2 separate regions of the Homo sapiens genome follow, and region 2 is linked to region 1. A link is a contact called in ENCODE Hi-C or POLR2A ChIA-PET data. All regions are on one chromosome and are shown on one strand. The core of a region is the stretch at or near the end of the contact, and the rest is flanking DNA. Distances in the headings are between cores, read along the strand shown.

What was found. A loop is a pair of places that touch in the nucleus more often than their neighbours do. ChIA-PET counts read pairs that join two places held with the same protein, here RNA polymerase II (POLR2A). Pooled maps may share reads with other maps.
Region 2: a pooled map shows a loop between it and region 1 (2.2-fold over the local background). The contact joins two enhancer-like sites. A Hi-C loop is called at or near these places in 2 of 37 single-sample maps with no recorded cell type and 4 of 50 pooled maps. POLR2A ChIA-PET finds 5 or more read pairs at or near these places in 5 of 52 experiments (HEK293, MCF 10A, activated CD4-positive, alpha-beta T cell and 2 more).

Annotation. Positions count from the first base shown.
Region 1 is chr16:12,537,542-12,543,959 of GRCh38, reverse strand. The region is part of intron 20 of SNX29 (sorting nexin 29); the gene reads right to left. It also overlaps a transcript of SNX29-AS3 not described here. Among named protein-coding and RNA genes, the nearest start is that of SNX29-AS3, 70 kb to the left of the region's middle. Within about 2 kb of position 4,577, at least 2 of the 41 ENCODE cell types and tissues checked have a DNase peak (open chromatin) inside an H3K27ac peak, as active enhancers do.
Region 2 is chr16:12,497,699-12,503,584 of GRCh38, reverse strand. All of the region lies in intron 19 of SNX29 (sorting nexin 29), which reads right to left. Among named protein-coding and RNA genes, the nearest start is that of SNX29-AS3, 110 kb to the left of the region's middle. Within about 2 kb of position 2,589, at least 2 of the 41 ENCODE cell types and tissues checked have a DNase peak (open chromatin) inside an H3K27ac peak, as active enhancers do.

The DNA.
Region 1 (6,418 bases), core at 3,328-5,827:
GCAGATAGGCTCCTCGCTTAGAACGAGAGGGTGCCGGATTCCACCTTCGGCAATCCAGGATGAAGGAATACGCAAGCTCTTGTAGTGTGGTAAGAGGATGTTCCACCACTGGCTTCTCTCTTCCAAATACGAAGGTGTCCCTGTCTCATGGGCTGGGAGAAATCTCTAGAGCACCAGATACATCTTGGAAAATAAACTTGGAAAATCTCCCCCAGTCAACTCCACTGCAATGCCAAAATTCATTAATTCCCGTGGTTAATATTTTCTGATACGACTGGCTTGTTGAATGCAGGCTGGAAGAGCGTCTGGAGACAGACGGCACCAGCTGCGGAGCACTGGGGCACTGCCCACTCCATCGGGGAGGATGAACTGGGACGCACCACGGAAGCGTGATCTCGTGGCTCAGTGGGCGTGGAAGTCTGGGCCAAAGGTGTCACAAGCTTCTTACACAATGACTCGCCAGCACAGGTGGCTGTGGCTTTACTGACAGCTGTTCACCAGACCCCGCAGCATGAACATATGTTTGCCCACCCACTTTCTCTCCTTTCAGTGAATCGGGCCCCCTCCTTCTGGATAATCATGTTCAGTCCATGAGCTTAGGTGGGCTGAACACCCTGCTCCTCTGCCCCAGATTTGGCTAATCAAGGTGCTCCATTCCCCGGGCCACAGGCACGGACCCAGATGCATGCGCTGATGACCCAGAGCTGCATCATTCAGAATCTCTAGAATTTCCGCTACAGCTATCAGGAGCAACGTGATGAATATGATTTTTCCTAGGACTTCTACAGGAGCTGATGAGAACACTTATGCTTCAGGGCCTGGATCTAAACCATCTATAAGATACGCAGCTGCCAGGATCCATCTTTCCACCAGACAGAACATGCTTGAGGGTGAAACCAACAGGGTCCTGGTGACACTTTTTGAGCCTCTGGATCCAGCCATTCCTGAAGCTAGCCAAGTCCCTGGACTTCATAGTTACAGGAGTAGTAAGTACTTCTTTTCTGCTTCAAGCTAATTTGAAGTAGGGCTCTATAGTTTTGCTAAGCAAAGATTCCCTACTCAAATCATGTTTCTGGGACCTCTAGAGACTCAGACATTTAGCATTTCTGAGTACTGCTCATGGGTCCACACACCTTACAGGATGCTTTAACTTCACTTACTTGCTGATTTAACTAATACTTTGTTTAAAAAAAAAAAAAAGGCAGTGATAGTCTAGTGCTTATATGCACAAGATTTAAGAGTAAAAGACTGGGACCAACACCAGCCTGGCCCCAAAGTCCATGTTCCCAACACGCTGCCTTCAAACACAAGTTTAAGTGTTAGACCCACACTGGGTGCCGTGGCTCACGCCTGTAATCCCAGCACTTTGGGAGGCTGAGGCGGGTGGATCACTTGAGGTCAGGAGTTCAAGATCAGCCTGGCCAACGTGGTGAAACCCTGCCTCTCCTAAAAATACAAAAATGAGCCAGGTGTGGTAGTGGGTCCCTGTAATCCCAGCTACTTGGGAAGCTGAGGAAACAAAATTGAACTTGGGAGGCGAAGGCTGTAGTGAGGGGAGACTGTGCCACTGTACTCCACCCTGGGTGATAGAACTTGGGTCTAACTTTTTCTTTTGAGACAATCTCTTGCTCTAACAGCAGCTCTAAAACTTACTAGCTGTGATCTTGGGCAAGTTCCTCCATTTCTCCATGCCTCAATTTCCTCATCTATAAAGGGAATAACACTAGGTCCTATCCCTCTGAGTTGCAGATTCCTTGACACCCTGTGTGGAAAAGGCTTAGCACAGGGCCTGACACCCAGCAGGAGCCCAGGTAGCGTGGGCTGAATTGGAAATGCTGGCTCAATTTAGGGATCCGTTGGGAAGAGACAATATTGCAGGATTTGGACTAACTGGTGACTAGGAATATCTTTGCCAAACTAATTAAAAAAAGAAAAAACAGAGCGGTGCTGCAAACGTGAGCCCTTCTGGACTCATAAGACAAGCCAAGTCTCTGAAGTGGATCCAGCGTCCTCTTGTGTGGGCCCAGGATGTACCGTGGGCAATCAGTGGAAAACATCTGTTGCATCATCATAAACATTCATCAAGCATTGACTGGTTTCCAGGCATGTGCTACAAAGCTGGGAGAAGAGGGGAAGAGGCGAGCTTGGTTCCTGCCCTCTGAACCTTTCCATTCCAGGGGGTTGGAAACGCAGGTCAGTATCAGGCACTGGCTGGCACAGTACGGAAAAGACAGGAGGTGACAGGAATCAGGAACCCACTCCCGCCCCAGGGTAGTGGTAAACGGGTGTCAGCACGGCTGCATTAGGAGCTGGCTGAACGAAGATGCGATGGACCCCGACAGAGATGTGGCCCAGAGTGTGACCTCAGGGTTGAGGTCTGGCATGGAGAGCAATTTGGCAGCTTGAAAAGGGAGGCTGATGAACAACTACATGCTGAAATGGTTATGACTTGGGACTCAGATCACAGAGGTCTGGGTCTGAGATCCTGGCTCCATCAAGCACTAAGCGTGGGTCCTTTGAGACATTGATGACCTTCCATGAGCCTCAGTTTCTTTATCTGTACAATGAGCCTGCACATGGTAACTGCCCTCATAGGGAATTCTGTGAAGAATGAAGAAGGTAATTCTGGCACTCAGAAGTCCTCCATCAGGGCTGACCATCCCCACTGTTAGTGGTATTCCCCTGCTCCTGTCATTCTCTCCCTGATAAGATATGATACATGGTTCCATAGTCCTTCTCTCCATGCACCAATATTCCATAATACTTCAGGATAGACAATACTGAGGAAGAGGTTCCAGGTCTGGGTATGATGTAGTAAGGTCACCTCCCCCTGTGTCTCCCCTCCAAGTCAGCTTTCAAACCTGGAGTGGATGCATGAGGCAGCTAGTCAATAACTCAGGAAACTAAATAGCAGCCAGACTACAGAGATGACCAGTTGTTGCTGTCCCAGGAAACCCGCAGTGAGCTCACCATTTTTCCCCTGTAGCATCCTCCAGCCTGAACTACAGGCAGCCTGACCCCAAAAGTGGGCAGGGGGTGAACAGACAGGGCTGTCAGAGAAGCCCTCCAGCTCTGGGTCCAGAAGTGGAAAAGGGCACTCCTGCTCAGAAAGGGTGGAGGCGATCTTGTTTCTTTTTGCCCCTTCTCTCATGCCTCAGCCTTGAGCAGTCCTCAAGCACCTGACACTCTAGGGGAGGTGGCGGTAAGATCAATGGTGCCCCAAGGATGCCCAGCTCTTCATCCCTGGAGCGTCTTCATATGTGAGCTTCTACAACAAGAGGGACCAGCAGCTGTGGTTACATTCAGGCTTTTGAGATGGGGAGATGATCCTGGACTCTTTAGGTCCACCCCATGGAATCTCAGGGTCCCAGAGTAATTGCTGGGAAGCAAAGAAGGGGCCATGGCATAGGGTGGCTGCCAGGAAGCCGCGAAACAAATTCTGCCCCACAACCTCGAGAAGGCGCCAGCCCTGCCGACACCTTGACTGTAGCCTAGTAAGACGGATCTCGGACTTCTGGCCTCCACAGCAGCTGGAGAATAAATCTGTAGTTTTTAGCCACTAACTTTGTGCCAATTTGGTAGGGCAACAATAAGAAATTAATACAGGGGATAACGTTCCTCTTTAATCATAAGAGCTGTGGTCCCAAGAGGGTGGGGCCACCCCGTAATGCCTCTAGTCCTGTCCTCCCTCCACTTGACCTTACGCTGGGGGTGGGGGGAGCGGGTCAGCCACAGGAAGTAGGTTAACCTTGACCCAATCCTTGGACCTGACACAAAAGTCCACTCAAAATGAATCGCAGATCTAAAATGTAAAGCTATAAAACTTTGAGGAAAACCTAGGAGAAAATCTTTATGACCTGGGTTTAGGCTAACAATTGGTAGACATGACACCAAAAGCATGATCTGGGACACAAAAAGTAAATTTCATCAAAATTAAAAAGGTGTCATGCAAAAGACACTGAAAAGAAGCTGAAGACTAGAAGAAAATATGTGCAACTCACATGTTCGACAAAGGTCTTGCATCTAACATATACAAAGAACTCCCAAAACTCAAATCTTTGTAAAACCACAAACAGCCTAGTTTCTAAGAACAGGCAAAATACTTGGACACTTACTTACTTCCCCAAAGAGGATGTGTTAAAGGAAAACATCCACATGAAAATATGCTCAACATCATTACTCATTAGGAAAATGCAAATTAAGACCATGATGAAATATTCTGCATCCTTGTGAACAGCCACAGTAAAGAATCATGACAGTATGACATGCTGCCCAGGGTGCAGAGCAACTGGGCCCCTCATACGCTGTGGGAATGCAGTTTCTTACATTTAGCATAGGATCCAGTCCTCAACTCTTAGGTATTTGCCGCACAGAAATGAAAACTTTTGTTCACACAAAAAGCTGCACTTGAATGTTTCCACTAGCTCTATTCAAAATTGCCAACAACTGGAACCAACGCAACTTTATTCCTTTATGACTAGATAAACCGTGGTATATCCATTTAACCAAACTCTGCTCAGTAATAAAAACACTGCTGACTCACCCAACGACTTGACGGTTCTCACACATGCTGAAAGACGCCAGCCTCAAGAGGTTGCTTACAGTATGATTCCATTTATGTGACATTCTTGAAAAGACAAAACTAGAGGGGGAGGGACAAGGGCTTAGAGGTGGGGGAGGGTGCAGCTAGAAAGGAAATGAGGGGAAAACAGCTTTTTAGGGTGAAGGAACTGGTCTATATCTTGACGGTGATGGTGGTTACTCAAATCTATGCATGTGTTTAAATTCACAGACATGAACAAGAGCAAAAGTCAATTGCACTGTGTAAATTAAAAATTTTTTGTGAAAGTAAAGGCAAGTAGGACTCTGGGCAATCTATTAAACTTGGCCCTATCCCAGAATACACAGTGATGTCTTTCTGGGCCCCATTCTGGATTCATGGATGGTTTTGGCTCGAATTACTGGTCTGTTCTATCTTCTCCCTATTTATATCACTTGCCTTAGCATTTCACAGCACTGCTACATGCCCACAGCCACCCTTTCTCCCACTTAGAACAGGTCATTAATCTGTGCAAGTGTACAAATGGCCCCATCTACCGTTCTCTGTGCCCCTCTTTGCCACGTGACTTTGCAGTGCCCTCCCACTGACTCTGGTTTCTGCCTTGTAATCCCCCTTGGCGATGTGACATGCTCACAGCTTGGATGATACCCATATGGGTGTGCTTCTCCTGTCTGTGCTCCCTGATGTACATGCCCAGGCTCGCCCACTGGTCCTGGGAGGAGGATGAAAGATCTGTGGATCTTTCTGTTTCACAGCCCAGTTTTTCCATTCTTCCTAGTCAAGGCCCTCCTGCATCCACCTACTGATTCCCAGACACAGAAGCCAGCTCAGCTAAGACCAGTTAAGCCTCCTAGCCCATCACCTCACGCATAAGCAATATGTTATCACATACCAACAAAGTATCATAGATGTATGTTACACAGCATCAACATAGGAGATACGTGATAACCAAACCAAGTAACCATTCTCAGTTATTACTCCCAGACATCATTTTAAAAGTGCAAGGGGAGGCCGGGCGCGGTGGCTCACGCCTGTAATGTCAGCACTTTGGAAGACCGAGACCATCCTGGCTAACATGGTGAAACCCCCTCTCTACTAAAAAACAAAAATACAAAATTAGCCAGGTGTGGTGGCAGATCCCTGTAATCCCAGCTACTAGGGAGACTGAGGCACAAGAATGGCATGAACCCAGAACACAGAGCTTGCGGTGAGCCTAGATCACACCACTGCACTCTATTCTGGGTGACAGAGTGAGACTCCGTCTCAAAAATAAAAAAATGCAAGGGGAAATGCAGAAAGCTGTGAATTTGCTTAGCCCACTGAGAAGAAAGCTGTCACCAAGATCGATTATACTTTAGCAGGACAGGACGATTTTGGTCTATAAATGGCAGACAATTTTTTTTTTTTTTTTTTTGAAACGGAGTTTTGCTCTATTGCCCAGGCTGGAGTGCAGTGGCACGATCTCAGCTCACTGCAACCTCTGCCTCCTGGGTTCCAGTGACTCTCCTGCCTTAGCGTCCCAAAAAGCTGGGACTATAAGCGTGAGCCACCATGCCCAGCCAGACAACTTCTTATATGCTGTGGACACACCTCTCTGATATAGGAGATATTTTATTACTTTTTTTTGTTTAAACAAACCCCACATAGGATAGAGGTCATTGTGCCAAAAATACCTACTCTGCTTCCCTTTTTCCAAAGTGAAGTTTCAGATGCTCCAATGTTTAAAAAAGACATGAAGTAGGGCAAACAACTGTAATAATATCTAAGCTGCCAACTCAATCATTTTGGGACTGAAGTGAGAGTTTGAACAAAGAAGTAAAAACAAAGTCAAAATTGCTTCCCTTCGAGAAGCTCCAT
Region 2 (5,886 bases), core at 1,340-3,839, 38 kb after region 1:
ATCAAATTCCTCTCACGACTTTGCTAGTCTAGGAGTTTTCCTCAGCTTCTCACTGAAATGTTGATACTCCCTGGGCATCCCCCACTTATTGTTCTGGTCACAGACCCTCCTTCCCTGGGCTGCCCATCCTGGAGCCCCATTCTGCCCCCCAACACCCTGACTTCTCAGTGCACGGGCTTATCTGCAAAGCCTCTTCCCACCACTCGGCAGCAGCCTCCCCTCAACCACTTTCCCCACCTAGACTGCACCTGGAGCAGCTGCTTAAAAATAAACACGAGCTATGTTATTCTCTCCACATTCTTCCCACCCTATTAATTATTTATCCAGCACCTGCTTCACAAAAAGGAACGTCGCAGGGAAGGAAAAGGAGGACGAACTGGAAGGAGTGAGGCAGCTCAGAGCAGCAGTGGTGGGTGGCAGCACCCAGCAGGGTATGGGCAGGGGGGTGTGCAGTTGAGGCGACCCTGGGGGTGGGGGTGGTGGATGGGAGGGTCCTCCCTGTGGCTGTAATGAAGCCTACTGGCCCCTTGTCAGAATGATGTTTTTAAGTTCACAAAACAAGATACATGGGATTAGGGAAAAAAGGCAGAAAGGCACATAGTCTTAAACACAGGTATCAGAACTGCCATGCAGCAACGTGAGTGCTTCTTTGCAGGCACATTCAATAACAAGATCTACTGGCAGCTCTAATCGCTCCTGTAATTCTAAAGTAGTGACCTTTAACCATGAGCTTTAATGATGGCTGGAAACATCGCAGCAACCGCAATGTGATACGAAAATACCTGTGATTGCTTTCCACTGGGGACAAAGGAGGAGGTACCATTACTCCTATTATAATTTGTCATCTAAGTTCACATTTAAAGTTCATGTTTCACGTAGAGGGTACTGAGAACAAAAGTGTAAATCTTTTCCATTAATCACTTGAATTTCATCCTCAGACCCCAGGATAAGAATTCCTTGGCTAGAAGATCAGGCTGAGCCCTAGAGCAGGCCACTCTGAACCTCAGTTTCCCTATCTGTAAAACAGGGCTGGGAATGAGGCCCCGGCCACCGTGGGGAAGCTGATGAGAGTCAGAGTTGGGGGGTGGCATTCAAAGGGCATTTTGGTCAGGAAATCTCAAATGTTACCTCAGCCTAGCAACCACCACCACCGGCGGCTGTGAAGCATTCCCTGTGGGCCCGGCCACATTCTGAAGCCATTCCCCGAATCACTCAATCCTCACAGCGCCCTCGTAAGGGAGATGCCACCGTCTTGAAACTTGAAGACACTGAGGCACAGCGAGGTGACATGCTGGTCTACACTAGCTCAAGATTCAAACCCAAGTACTCTGACCCCAGAACCCATGCCCTCCTCCACCGCCCCTCACTGCCACTGTCCCAAAGGAGGTAAATGCCCAGAGGAGGCCTCATCAGACCCTAGTTTGAGTTGCAGCTTCACTTCCAAGTCTCGCACATCTGGACGGAGCATGTTGCCTGCCCAGCTCGGAGGCAGTCCTGAGCCTGGACACTAAGCAGGTCCCATGTTCTCACCAAGAACTAGAACCTTTCCATTGCAGTGGCAGTAAAACCTGCATGAGTCAGAGAGAGAAGGTCCCTGACCCTATAACTAGTGTTGGCCTGGTGCAGGCCTGCATGTCCCCTGGTATCCACTCTGCCTGTTGCTTCTTAGCTTAACTGGATCACAGCCTCCACATCTCAATGTAAAGGGCCCTAACTGACCCTGGGACTAAATCAGGTTATTTGTTTAATAAGTAAACAAATAAAACCATAAAATTCTCTGCTAGGCTGAAAATTCCATGAGGGCAGGAACCATGTAGATCTTTTACCACTGCCTTTTTTTTTTTTTTTTTTTTTTTTTTTGAGACAGTGTCTTGCTCTGCCACCCAGGCTGGAGTAGTACAGTGGTGTGATCTTAGCCCACTGGAACCTCTGCCTCTCGGGTTCAAGTGATTCTCCTGCCTCAGCCTCCCAAGTAGCTGGGACTACAGGCATGCATCACCATGCTCAGCTAATTTTTGTATTTTTAGTAGAGATGACGTTTCCTCACGTTGGCCAGGCTGGTCTTGAACTCCTGACCTCAGGTGATCCACTCACCTCAGCCTCCCAAAGTGCTGGGATTACAGGTGTGAGCCACCGCGTCTGGCCTACCACTGTCTTAAACATAATTTGTTTGTTTTTAAAGAGATAGCGTTTCACTCTGTCACCCAGGCTGGAGTGTAGTGGTGCAACCCTAGCTCACTGAAGCCTTGAACTCCTAATCTCAAGCAATCCTTCTGCCTCAGCCTTCTAAGTAGCTGAAGGTACAGGGGCACACCACCACACCCAGCTAATTTTTGTATTTTTAATGTTTTTGTAGGGATGGGGTCTCACTATGTTGCCCAGGCTGGTTTTGAAATCTTAGCCTCTACCAATCCTCTTGTCTTGATCTCCCAAAGTGCTGGGGTTATAGTTGAACACAATTCTTGAATAAATCTGAATGAAGAGCCCATAGGAAGAGGCAGAAGCGGTGAGAGCCTGGAGCCTTGCCTGCAGCTGGGAGCTTCCTGTTTCATCCTGAGAGGGCAACACAGCACACAGCCACACCCCAATATGACAACATAACACACAGTCACTCTGCCCATGACAGGCGTGGCTCAGAGCCTGACAATCTGACAAGTGAGCAACAGGTGCCCTCCACTGAGGGGACCAAGGTGAGGCGGGGAGGAAGGAGACAGGAAAGGGTCTCATTGGAAGGGTCCAATCTGATAGCAACTGCAAAAATGACACACAACAGTGCTTCTCAAACTTGCTTGTGTATGCAACCCACCTGGGGGCCTGTGAACATGCAGATTCTCATGCAGCAGGTCTGGGATGGGGCCTGAAATCTGCACATCCGACAAGCTCTCAGATGAGGCTGATGTCACTGGTACACAGACCACATTTTAAGTGGTAAGATATTGAGAAAGAATAGACAGATGATAAAATTGTAGAATCATTCTTTGAGGTCTTATTTGATACTGTTCATCTCAAGCCACATTTTGGCTGGAAAGCCTGGCACCAATGCATGAAAATATTCACCACTGTGTTCTTTGCTCATCCACATAACGGCATGGGGTTGACAGCAAAAGGAGCCCGTGGAGGTTACAGAGAGGCGGACTCCTGTCAGAAGTCCCAGCCCTGGCTTTCTGAGTACCTATGTACCTCACTGTGTACCTGGGGCCAGTTATTTCCGCCTTCTGGGTGGTCCTCAGTTATTGGTCTGCAGGCAAGCTCCATCAGCATTATCTAAGGACCTTTCACAAATGCAGGGCCAGGAGAAGTGGCTCATGCCTATAATCCTAGCACTTTGGGAGACTGAGGCACGAGGTTTGCTTGAGTCCAGAAGTTCAAGACCAGCCTGTGCAACACAGCCAGACCTTGTCGCTGCATAAATTAACAGAAAAAAAATTAGCTAGGTGTGGTGGCATGTGCCTGTAGCCCCAGCTGCTCAGGAGGCTGAGGTAGGAGGATCCCTTAAGCCCAGGAGTTTGAGGCTGCAGTGTGCTATGATCACGCCACTGTACTCCTACCTGGGTGACAGTGCAAGATCCTATCTGTAAAAAATTTAAAATTAAAATAAAATAAATGCAGGCTGGGCACCATGGCTCATACCTGTAATCCTAGCACTTTGTGAGACTGAGGCAGGTGGATCCCTTGAGCCCAGGAGTTTGAGACCAGCCTGGGCAACATAGCAAAGCCCTGTCTCTACAAAAAAATACAAAAATTAGCCAGGCATGGTTGTGCGTAACTGTGGCCCCAGGTACTCAGGAGGTTGAGTTGGGAGAATCACCTGAGCACAGGGAGGTCAAGGCTGCAAGTGAGCCGTGATTGTGCCACCGAACTCCAGCCTGGGCGACAGAGTGAGATCCCATCTCTAAATAAATAAAGAAGTAAATGAATGCAGATTGTGGGGTTTCACTGTAGAGATTCTAATTCACCGGGTCTGGGGTGTGGTCTGATCCTGTGAATATGCTTAACCCCCAGTGATTCAGATCACACCCAGAGTGGGAAACCATCAGGCAAATGACAGCTGCGGTGGACCTGTCTTTGGTGCTGACCAGTGCAGAGCTATGTGGCCTAAGCACAGACTAAGGGAGGATCCCCAAGACGCCTTCATTTTACCACTTGCCTTGAGAATCTGGAAAAGATGCAGCTATGTCTTGCCCTGCTCGGGTGCTGGCATTACTGGCACCCCCGTCAGTCACCTGGAACTTAGCAGTGAAGCCTAATCCACCACAAACAAAAAACAGTGATGTTCAATTATTTCCAAAATCAGTGCATTGGGGGCATCTGCAAAAGTCTCCAAAACAATGTGAAATGCATGACCTGCCTGCCACCAACAGTACTGCTGAGGGAAATGCCCCAGAGAGCAAACACATTTTTTATTGGTTGTTCCAGTTTGAAGAATGCCCATATAGAACCCTAACTTGTGCCTTCTACTGCGATTTCCCACTGCAGGAGGAGGGAATGAGCGGAGGGCATAAGGGGAAGGAATGAAAGGTGGAAATGAGAATTAAGCAGAATGCCAGGTCTGCCTGGGTGGCTCATTTTTCCAGCTCCCTAAAAAGATTTATGCAGCTGTCCAAAAGGAGCTATGGCTCCATTACCCAGCATACAAAGCCCCTTCTGCTATCAAGTAGCAGATCAATCCTAGATGATAGTTCACTGCTAGCTTCTGAAAAACCTACCATCTCTCTACTTACATCCTCATCTTTCAAGCAGAACTGAGCAATTTTACTTTTGTTGGCAACAGTGGCCAAAAATTGTTTTAATTTGCAAATTGAAAAAATTCTATGCTGTTTGGTTTATAAGTTAATGCCTCCTATGACCTGACTTAGAGACAGATGTAGAGTTGAATCTCTTTTATGCTATTCAGAGATTACTAGAGACTACCTACATGTTTGCTTATGTGTGCATTATCTGTTCTCCTTCCCACTCAAAAATTGTAAGCCTATGCAAACAGAGCCCTTAACTGTTTAATTTCCCACTGTATTTTCAGTGGCTGGCACATAGTAGGTGCTCATGAAAGATGTGCAGAATGGATGAATAAATGGTGTTCTCCTTGATATGCACGCAGCCCTCTCTGTATTTACTTATTTACTAGCCCAGCGTCTCCTGCTACTGGTCATCCCCTACACTGCTTCCCAAGCAAGCATTTTTTTTTTAAATGCCAAACCAGTTTTAAAAACCATGCCACTTTTTTTGCTTTCAGGATAAAATTCCAAACTCCTTAGCTAAGCATACAAGGTAACTGGCCCTGCCTTGCTGTTTTGCCTCACCTGCTAACGTGCACATGCTCTGCCACGTGTACCTGCTGCTAGTGGGACATGCTGACTTCTCAGTGGGCCTCATGGGCCAGAGGAAGTTGCGTTGTTCCATAAACTCAGCTCTCAGAAGTGCTGTTTCCTCTGCCTGGAATTCGTCTATCTGCTTCAATAGCTGAATGCTGCTTATCCCTCAAGACTCAATTCTGGTGGCACCTCAGTTCTGACCCTTCCCCAGTCTCTCTTTCCCTTCTCCCCACAGGCTGTCTCCCCTTGATATTTTGCCTGCTTGCTACCCATGTCCTTTTCTCCTGGTGACAGTGCTACAGCCTTTCCTTGGGGAATCAACCTTGTCTGAGAGTGGACAGAAATTATCCACCCCTCCATCCAGGGATGAACCAATGACCTGGCCAATCACAGTCGCTGTGATTGGTCCTGGGACAGGCAGGAGACTCAAGCTAGGCCACAGAGCATCAGTGCTGAGACTGAAACTACTGGGAAAACAATATGCTCTTTCTGCCTGAGGCGCCTAGTGGATACAATGGAAGCCTTGAGGCAGCTGATCATCTTTGCCTTGAGAGAGGTGGCTGCCTAAGAAGGAAGC